2 separate regions of the Homo sapiens genome follow, and region 2 is linked to region 1. The links are chromatin contacts, found by Hi-C or POLR2A ChIA-PET in ENCODE. All regions are on one chromosome and are shown on one strand. Each heading gives the region's core, a stretch centred on a gene start or an enhancer-like site at or near the end of the contact. The rest is flanking DNA. Distances are from core to core; before and after follow the strand shown. Region 1 overlaps DIDO1 (death inducer-obliterator 1). Region 2 holds the start of MRGBP (MRG domain binding protein).

What was found. Hi-C counts contacts between places; a loop is a spot of excess contacts on that map. ChIA-PET counts read pairs that join two places held with the same protein, here RNA polymerase II (POLR2A). Pooled maps may share reads with other maps.
Region 2: a pooled map shows a loop between it and region 1 (2.8-fold over the local background). The contact joins the promoter of MRGBP here to the enhancer-like site in region 1. A Hi-C loop is called at or near these places in 3 of 50 pooled maps. POLR2A ChIA-PET finds 5 or more read pairs at or near these places in 2 of 52 experiments (CD4-positive, alpha-beta T cell and GM12878).

Annotation. Positions count from the first base shown.
Region 1 is chr20:62,898,891-62,903,853 of GRCh38, reverse strand. All of the region lies in intron 6 of DIDO1 (death inducer-obliterator 1), which reads left to right. Among named protein-coding and RNA genes, the nearest start is that of SNORA117, 18 kb to the right of the region's middle. RefSeq lists enhancers at 3,484-3,733, 3,063-3,917. Within about 2 kb of position 2,918, at least 15 of the 41 ENCODE cell types and tissues checked have a DNase peak (open chromatin) inside an H3K27ac peak, as active enhancers do; they include CD4-positive, alpha-beta T cell, where a contact is called at or near this core.
Region 2 is chr20:62,793,825-62,798,787 of GRCh38, reverse strand. MRGBP (MRG domain binding protein) reads right to left here and starts at 2,315. Exons shown (of 5, transcript NM_018270.6): 1 at 2,117-2,315; 2 at 1,557-1,678; 3 at 120-201. The coding sequence starts at 2,264. LOC105372716 (a long non-coding RNA gene) reads left to right here and starts at 4,507. Exons shown (of 4, transcript XR_936986.3): 1 at 4,507-4,963. RefSeq lists silencers at 2,009-2,548, 4,010-4,599 and enhancers at 3,172-3,718, 4,690-4,759.

The sequences.
Region 1 (4,963 bases), core at 1,669-4,168:
TGCCACACATCAGCTCCTCTGGGAAGCTGATTTGCTCCAGGGACAGGAGGTGGGGGAAATTGCCTGTTAACCTTCCCAACACATCACCTCAAGTTAAAATTGGTGGATTTCCAGAATTTGTATAGGATGGGAATGGGGACGACACACTTTTGAGCTAGTAGCTTCTGCTCGTTTTGTTATCCCGTAAATGTTGTCTTCCCAAAAGGTGATTGATTGGAGCAGAGTTAGAGACATTGGTGACAGCAGCTACCATGTCTCTGCCTCTCCCCTAAACACCTCTGCACTTTTGTAGGCTCAACAAGTACTGGGGAGCCTGCCACCACTGTATGCCTTTGAGGCCCCTGCCCTGCCTCCCTGGCTGGCCACGGAGCTCGCCCTCCCTGGTAGGGGGTGAGTTTGGAAGTGAGAGGCTGGTGTGGGTCTGTCCCATGAGCTGACTCACACTTGCCTCACCACACATACCATCAGAAGACCCACGTGGTGGAGCTACCGCTGCTGCTCCCCACAGTGCACCTAGGCACCCTCCTGTCCTTCCCATGGCACTCGGTTGACCTGGGGGTTCCTGTCCAACAGGTGAGGCCTGGTGTGCACAGACACTCTGCCATTGCTAGAAGGAGGCTGTGCCCCCTGCTAAGATATCAGTAGGTCCTTCACAGCCTCACCTTGTTCCTCCCATTTGTTTTTAAAAATTGTTTCTTATATATACAGTTTATTTAGCTTACGTAAACATTTGGTGCACATAACTTCTCTCAAAGATCATGATGTTTCTTTTGTGGTTTTATAAATTCTTATTCCATTTTTTTCTCTTTATTTCCACTGTTCACCTCCCATTATTGTCGAGGCATGAAGTCAGTTGGAAATGTTTTTCTGAGATGTACCTGACTGACTAGAATTTTGAGATGGAATTCTCAAAATTTTGAGATGGTATTTGATAGGTGCAATTTCTAGTATTTTGTCTCCCTAAATGGCTCATTAAGTGACTTAAACACTGAGGATCTGAACAGATTTTGACTGCAAAGCAGATTCTACAGTTCGTTTCATCTAACCGTTGGAATTAAAATGGAAAACGTTGCCAGTTTGTAAACCCAAATCCAGATGCTGTGTTAAGCATGGTGCCCAGGTGGAAGCACTGCCTCTTGTTCCCACGTGCTGCCACAGAGATGGCCCTGGTGGGGTGAAATGGACGGAGAACACCGTTCACAAGGATAACTCATGGTGTGGGCTCCAGAAGCACATTTCACTGAAATCCTAAGAGGACCCAGTCTCAGTTTTCATTAATAAAAAATACATGGGGGGATTCTAGAACCTAAGAGTGTTTTGCAGGAATTTAAAGCCGGGAGAGGAGGGTGGCTTGTTTCACTGGTCGCGTGAGCTCTTTTTTTATCTGTCTCCTCCAGAGTTGTCAGCGGCAATAAAACGAGACTGGGAGTCATCAGACTCTACGTGTCCACCAATCTCTTCCTCCCAATTAGAAAAATCAGAATTTGTTCTGAGAAAGAATATAGCTTGATAGTTGTTTTTTTACGTTATCCATATAACTGGAAGTTTCTTGGCTGTCAGTAATGACATTCTTTTGTTATTTTTAAGTGTTTTACTTTTTATAAACTTAAAAAGCAGCCTGCCATTGAGAAAATTACATCAGGGAAAGGTTTCACACCTCCGTAACCGTGACCCTGCACGGTGAAGTCCCACATCAGCACCGTCCCGTGGTGCCCCTGTCCATCCCTCAGGTGCCCCTTTGTGCTTATGCTTCAGCCACCTTGGGCAGGTGGGGTGCAGGGATGGAAGTTTCCAGCAGGATCGGTCCCCCTGAATTCACCACCTCTTCAGTGACCTTCATAGGACCTTTCGGAGCTGTGGATCTACTCATAGTCTAAAGATGAATACTCGGGAAAGCCTCCTCGGCATTCTCGGTGTCACAGAGTGCAGAGGTCAGCTCTGAAGACGCCTGCTACAATTCCTCCAATGTGGTACACAAGTTTCAGGTAGATTTGTATAAAGTTGTAAAATAATACTAGGTTTTTTTTTTTTTTTTTCTGTTAACACATCAACATACACATAGTTATATTCTTAGCTTCTAAAAGTTAGAGAAGTAACTTAGAATATTGACAAGAATTTTTGCTACTTATTTAAATGAAGGTTGCGGCAACTTTCATTTGCCGCAAACCTGGAAGAGTTCGGCAAGAAGAGCTTAAGGTAACTGGCTTTATCCTCAACTGACCTGCTTGGTGCTGTCAGCTAGGGGCTTTATACTGAGTATGGCCCTTTAGGACTGGAGGGATTACAGGGGAGGGTTGTGGACTAATTTTAACATGCCCCTAACATGTTGGTTTAAGTAGTAAACAACTTAGATAAAGGTTAAATTACTCGTGTGGGAGATCTTGGGAAGAGCAGCAGCTCTGCTCCCAAATGGGCTTGGCAGCCAGGCACACACCATGTGCAGCTGGGCACAACTGAAATTGCAGTTGAGTGGAACGTCCATCTGTCCACGTGGCCCTCATCACACGAGTTTCTTAGGGAGAATTACACACCTCTCCATTAAGTTGGAAGGCACTCAAGTAGCGGGTATTAGTAAGAAAACTGACCAAGGAAAGCTTTGAGTATTCCAAAACACGGCAGTCTAGCTGTGGACCCTGCAAGGGCGTCCTGGCTGTAGTGATGGTCTCCTCTGAGGAGCGTCTGCGATGTAGTCTGCCTGCTGTATTTGGGAAGTAACTGTTTCCCCGCAACATGAAAGCAAACTAGTAACTACTTATAAAAGGCGAATTCATGTGAACACATTCTAGCATGTTGAGAGGAGCAAAAGCAGAACATTTTCTCTTGCCGCTGCCACCTTGATTGTTCCCACTAGGGGCAATCTTGGAGTGAAGAAACAGGTAAAGCAGGAAACTGCATTGTTGTACACACGCCTCACTGAGGGCTGCAAATAGGCCTGACGTCACAGTGAACAGAATTTACTTCCACAGTTCCTTCACTGACTGTTGAGTCTGTTTTCAGGTGCATAGCATAGAAACAGCCCTTAGAGCTGTAGCGGATGGTGATAGGCAGGATTCAGGACACCGTGGGAGACCAGTGGAGGTCTGAGTGCCCCAGCTTCCCTAAACCAGCCAGCAGTACCGCGACAGGGCAGGCCACTTCATTGTCAACACCTACGTGAGGGCGTGTGGTGTTTATTTTAGTGATTTTTATAACCAGTTCCTTTCCCTGTGGGGAGCCATCCAGCACATAAGGTTGCTACATGGGGGCCTCTGGACAGTCCAGAACTGAGCAGACTTGGTCTCTTGCCCCATATTTTAATCCCTGTCCTGCTAAAACTTCCACTGGGGCAATTGGATGGGTTCTGCAGAGAGGAGCGGAGTAGCACCATCCTCCAGTGGGGGCCTGATTTTCTCCTCCCCGTCTCTGCTCAGGCCCTGGTGCCACCCAGTGGCCAGAGGCGCTGTAGCACCCAAGCCAGCCAGCCTTCTGCTTTGGGGGAAATTGGCCAATTAGAGTGTGCTGCTGATCCCTGTGCACGACGACGACCTGCTTCATTCTGCAGTTGGCTGAAACCCAGACCCGGCAGCAACAGTTTCATCTGGGCCAGTGGCCTGGGCAGGCCCCCAGAATGTGGGAGCTAAAGGAGACAGCACTGCGACCAAGGGGCAGAGAGGTGTGGGGAGGGGCAGGGGACCCCTGGCTCTCAGGCATCAGTGCTGTGCGGTGTGACCAGGTCACCACCACTGCTGCCCCCAGGGGGCCCAGCAGCGTGTAGGGGAGGCTCGTACCCTGACAGAGCCCTGTGTTTCTGCAGTGGGGTTTTTTCCTGGGTTGCCTGGAGTTGCTGCTTGCCCTTCTCTGAAGTTATACACAACGTAATAGTTCAAAGCAAATTTGGATGAACTTGCAAATTGAATTTTAGCTCCACTAAAAAGTTTCTGTCCCCATTTCAGCAGCAGCTGACCCAAGTTGAGCACCAGCCATGCTGTCCCACCTGGAGTGGAATGGGTGTGTGCTCGGGTCCCTGGAACAGTTGCTGGATAGAACATGTCCGTTCAGAGCAGGAATGGGGCTTTCTGCGTGTTGTAGGACACTGCTCCCAGAGGCCCGGCTTGGAACATTCTGCCGTTCACTCACCTGACTGCCCATTTCCATGCTCTTTAAAGCACAGATGAGGGATGACAAAGGTTGCCTTTAGAAAGGGAGCAGTTAATTTTCTAAAATAGCAATGGTTAAGGAAAGCTATTTCCTGCTTTTAAAATAAATTACGTTAATCTGCTGCCCCCACTCTTGGGTAATGGGTGGTTTTAAACCCATGTACTGGGAGTGCCCTAAAACTCATCTCTCAACTCGGGTTTTCCCTAAGTGAGGGAGACAATAGTGTAGTTACACGAGCAGAAATCTGAGTGTGGCCATGGACGCCTCATTCCAACACTTACGATCTGGAGAAATGGAGTTGATGGTTTTGAAGGTAGCATGTAACCCTAACTTGCAACAAGGTGAGCGTTAAACATCATTAAAGATACCGTTCAGGTCACAGCACACAGGTGTTCTGTGTGTCACAGCCAAGGCATTTTGCCGAGGTTTCTGGAAATGCTTTCAGCCAGCTTTTTTAGAGTTCTTTAAACGTGATATTAAAACACTCCAAGGTTTCTAGTGCAGTCACTGAATTGGTTTGAGGTTTCAGTTTGAATCACGGTTGGCTTCCCGGCAGGTGTCTGTCTGCCGCCTCTGGAGACCGGGGCTTGGTTCCTGGTGCCTGCCTGGTGTCAGCCTCCTGCCGGTGTGCCTCCAGCGCCCTAGGCCTGCTGGGCCTTTTCATTCCATCCTCACCCCACCCCCTCGCTGCTTCCCCCAAGAAAAAGGGCCTCCACTGATTTTTATTTAACCTGACTGACCTATTGCAACCCTGCAGGCAAGATGCTGCAGACCTGTGAGCTAAGTCTAATGAGTTAAACTGAGTTGTTAAAAACAGATTTTCAAA
Region 2 (4,963 bases), core at 1,066-3,565, 100 kb after region 1:
GGGTCTGCGCTGGACCCTCACACCTCCCTGGAGGCCCGGGGTCCTCACCCTCACCTCCCTGCCCTTGGCCAGGGTCTGGCCTTTTCTGAATCCCAAGCCCAACCTTTCCCGAGCCTCACCTTCTCGGACCTCCTGAATGATCTCTTCTGGAAGGACGAAGTTCCTCTCTGGATTCGGGAATGGAAGAATCTCAGACTCATGCTGATATCAAATAGAGAGTTTTGTTTAAGAAACAAGGGTGAAGATGCAGTTTCAAGAAGTCACTAGAGCCGTGTAAGAGCCACTTGGGGAGAGGCCAATGAGCACACATCACTGTGTTGGAGGCTGCGGCGGGCGGGGCAAGGGCAAAGGGCATTTCTTCTTTTTGTGAACAGCGCCTGCCACAGCTGGGCTTTCCAGACAGACCCAGGGAGGGCAGAACCAGCGGCAGCAGATGCAGGAGTCAGGAAGACCCACCGGGGCCAGCATCACTAAGGCGGGCCCTGAGGACCGGGCAGCCCTGGTGACACACACCTGTGGGCTCCGCCTGCCCAGCACGGCCTGCAGTCTCACCATGAGACTGCGTTCCCCAAGGCGGCATGCAGAGGGCACAGTGACAGCCCTGGGGAAAGGCCGCAGGCACCTCGAGTTCTCATCCACGTGGCAGGAGCCCATGGACACCGAGGGTGTCGGTTGGGAGCGCCACAGGCACAGAACCAGGCAAAGAAGAAGAGAGTGCTTGCCAGGCACTGCCCTCCTGAGGTCGCACAGACCAGAGGGAGAGACCTATGTCATACTGATGGCCGGTGTGGCCCTGAGTCCAACGTGGCTGGCACAGACTCTCCACCAGCACAGGTCCCCACTCCTCCTGGTCACCTGACCCCTGACCCCCACCCCACTCTCCAAGTACACCACCTTCTTTGAGCTCCTGGACCCACCACCTCCTGCTGCCACAGGGCCTGGAACACCCACCTGTCTCTTCTGGCCACCCTGCTTACCTAGTTAACCCGCTCGCCCGTCACACAGTGCCAGCTCCAAGCTCTGCGAGGACTGGAACTCTACTTGTCTGACTCCCACAGAAGTCACCAAATTCACCTTGGTGTGACTCAGATAGGGTCACCCTCTGCCTAAAGCACTTCGGGGGCCTCCCAGGAGGCTGACAATGGCCTAAGGGCCCGGGACTCTGCATCCTTCCCTCCCTCCCCAGGGTCTCAGCTGGAGACTCTGGCCCAGCACCCAGTCTAAAGCAGAGCCCCTGAAAAGCTAGCCAGCTGCTAGCACTGTGTTTGTGCTTTCCATGACAGGCTCTGGAGCCCCGGGATGTCCTCCTTAAGGACGAGCCTCACTGCAGGGGTCTCTGCCCAGGGGACCCCAGCAGGCACGGAGGGGCCTCTGCCCAGCTCAGGCTGACCCTGAGAGCTCACTGCAGACCCCAGCAGGCATGGAGGGGCCTCTACTCTGCCCAGCAGACCCCAGCAGACATGGAGGGGCCTCTGCCCAGCTCAGGCTGACTCTCAGAGAGCGGTGTGCGGGTTCGTGCCCCCATCGGGCGGCACAGGGAGGGCGGTTGGGCTCACCAGCGCCTGCATGTCGTACATGGTGCTCAGATGGTCCCAGATGACCTTGGATGGGACCTGCCGCCCGATGTTCTGGCTGAACTTGTCCCGAATACAAATCATGTGGAAGTGTCGGTTCACACCTGAGGGGAGGAGGGGCGGCGGGATAACCGGTGAGCGGTGAGGAGAAAGGGGATGGAGGGGACGGGCTGCCCTGGGGACTGGAGGGGCAAGGGTGGCTGCGGAGAGATGGGGAGGGCCAGGGTGTGGAGGGGCTGTGGGGGGGCAGGGCTGGGTGGTGTGTGTGGGAGGGGGTGGGCTGTCCCGGGGCGGGGGTGGGGGTGGGGCACTGCGGGCTGGGACCTCGCGGTCTCACGGGGGTAGGGGTCGTGGGCGGGGTCCGGGGCGGGGTCCGAAGGGCGCGTGGGAGGGGGCGGGGGTCCCGGGACGGGTGTGGCGGCGGTGTCACGGCCCGGGCTCGGCGGGGAGCGTGGGGGCGAGGGTGTCGCGAGCGCAGGCCCCGCCCCGCCCCGCCGGTTGCCCGCCCCGCCCCCACGCGCGTCCGCAGCCTGGGCGCTCACCGACGGGCTTGTGGCCCAGCATGGCGTGGAAGAGGCACACCTCCACCTCGGGGCTCCACACCACTGTCTCCTCCGCCGGGCTGGTGGCCGCCTCCCCCGGGCCCTTGTCGCCTGCGGCGCCCCCGCCGCCCACCTCGGCCTCTCCCATGGCCGCGGCCCGGCCGAGCAAGGAGCCCCCGGCGGGAGCAGGCGCGGCCACGAGCTCCGCGCAGGCGCACTCGGGGGCGGGCGCGCGCTCCGCCGGGTACGCGCTCGGGCTCACGCGCCGGCGTCGGCGCAGGCGCAGCCGAGGTCTCGGGTCCCTTCCCGCCGGGGACTCCGCCCTGCTCCGCCCCGCGCGGGGGTTCTTAAAACGTGTTCCTCTTTAAAGCACAGTAAGAAATACACTGCACCCAAACAAAAAAGTCTGTGCTTCAAAGGAAACCATCAGAAAAGTGAAAAGACGACCCACAGATGAGAGAAAATATTTGCAAATCCTATATCTGATAATGAACTTCCTTGTAGAAGGTATAAATAATTCTTATAACTCGATAATAAAAAGACAATCTAACTATAAAACGGCTAAGGATTTGGATACACATTTTTCCAAAGAAGATGTACAGATGGGCCGGGCGCGGTGGCTCACGCCTGTAATCCCAGCACTTTGGGGGGCCGAGGCGGGCGGATCACCTGAGGTCAGGAGTTCGAGACAAGCCTGGCCAACATCGTATAACCCCGTCTCTACTAAAAATACAAAAAAAGTAGCCGGGCGTAGTGGCGGGCGCCTGTAATCCCAGTTACTCGGGAGGCTGAGGCAGGAGAATCGCTTGAACCCGGGAGGCAGTGAGCCGAGATCGCGCCATTGCAATCCAGCCTGGGCAACAAGAGCGAAACTCCGACTCGAAAAAAAAAAAAAGATGTACAGATATGGCTAATGAGCACCATCGGTCACGCGAAACTAGAATCAGCCCGCGTGGGGACCCCCTGCCCCGCCGAGACCGCCACAACCACGCGGCCGGGGTGACGAGTGCTGCGAGGGTCAGGGCTCGGGACCCTCGTGCGGTCGTGCTGTGCGGTCAGATGGGCCGCTGCTGCGAAAGACAGTCTGGCCGTTCCTTCAACGATGGAACCGTCTCCCTAGGAAGCAGCAGCTCCGTGGCGGGCGCCCGCGGCAGTGGAACAAGACACAGGTTCAGGCTGGGACCCGCAGCCGCGAGGCAAGCGCCGCCCCCAACCCGGGGCTGAACCTGCGAGGGGCGCCCGGAGCGCGGGCACCCGCACGGCGCAGCCGCGTTCAGCCTAAAAGCAGCGAGCGCGGACTGCGGCAGCGTGGGTGCGGGCTGAGACGAAAGTCAGAGAATTCAGACACGAAAATACACAGCATGGGAATCCATTCACAGGAAGAGCCAGAACTGGCAACTCCATAGGAATAGAAAGTAGATGCACGGTTGCCGGGGACGGGGGAGGGGGAGGGAAACGCGAGTCACTGCGGATGGGGACCGGCTTCTTTTTTGTTTGTTTTTGAGGCAGAGTCTCGCTCTGTTGCCCGGGCTGGGGTGCAATGGCACGATCTCGCCTCACTGCAACCTCTGCCTCTTGGGTTCAAGCGATTCTACTGCCTCAGACTCCCGGGTAGCTGGGACTACAGGCGCTCACCACGGCCGGCTAATTTTTGTATTTTTAGTAGAGACGCGGTTTCACTATGTTGGCCAGGCTGGTCTCGAACTCTTGACCTCAGGTGATCCTTCCTCCTCGGCCTCTCAAAGTGCTGGGATTACAGGCTTGAGCCACCGCGCCCGGCCGGGCCCAGCTTCATTTTAAGGAGGTGAAATGCTCTGGAATTAGATAGTGGCCACGGTTGCTCGCAACAAAACCCCACCGAATCGTGCGCTTTAAGCGGGTGAACTTAACGGTCTCAATAAAGATGTTAAGGAAAAAACAAAACCAGAAACCCCACAATTACTGCAGGCATAGGGCTCGCTGCCCGGGTCTGGGTGCGGGACGGAGGGGCTCACGCCCGCCCCCAGAGTCCAGCGCCTGCTGGGAGAAAGGGCAAGTAGGGGGTCCGGCCCTGCCGGCCTTGACCGCCTGCCTCCGACTCCCGGCCGCCGCGCAGCCCAAGCTCTGGGGAAGCGTTAACCGCGGGTCGCTGCGGAGGCCCCACCGCGGGGCGGGGCCGGGGCCGGACGGTGAAGAGGGGGCGAGATCAGGGCGGGGCCTAGGCTGGGGCCGGGCGGGGAAGCGCTCGGGAGGGCGGCTCGGGGGCGGGTCAGGGGCGGGGCCGCCAGGTCAAAACGCATCCATGACGAGCTTAAGGCGGCCTCCAATCAAGGCCGCCGCGGCCTCCGGCTCCGCCCGCTCCGCCTCTGCCTCCGCCTCCGCCTCCGCCCTGCCCTCACGGGCTTCTCTCCGCCCCATTCCCTCTCGGCCACGCCCACCACGGCCCACTGGCCAGGGAGCCGCTACGCAGATGTTTTCGCCTCTGCGGGTGTAGGCTCCGGGTCGGGCTTCCGGGTCCCTTTCCTGGCTCTGGCGCCTTCCAGCTGTGTGACCGGGCGAGGCCCTGAGCCTCTTGAGGGTTCAGTGCCCTCCTCCGTACAATGGGCCAACAACAGCCCCTTCCCTGGGGATCTCGGTGAGGGTTGGTTGCTCTGCAGGGTGCCCTGGGCCTGTGCCAGCGCGCTCAGGCATCCTGGTGACCAACCACAGCTGGCACTGGTGAACGCAGCCTCTTAGCCCAGGCAGGCTCTGGTCAGCCTCACCTGCTGGGACCGCTGAGTGGTCCAAGAGCTGGCTTGGCTGACTGGGACCTGGGCCTCAGCTTCCCCATCTGTGCAGGGGGCCGCTGGTGATACCGGTCCCTGCCAT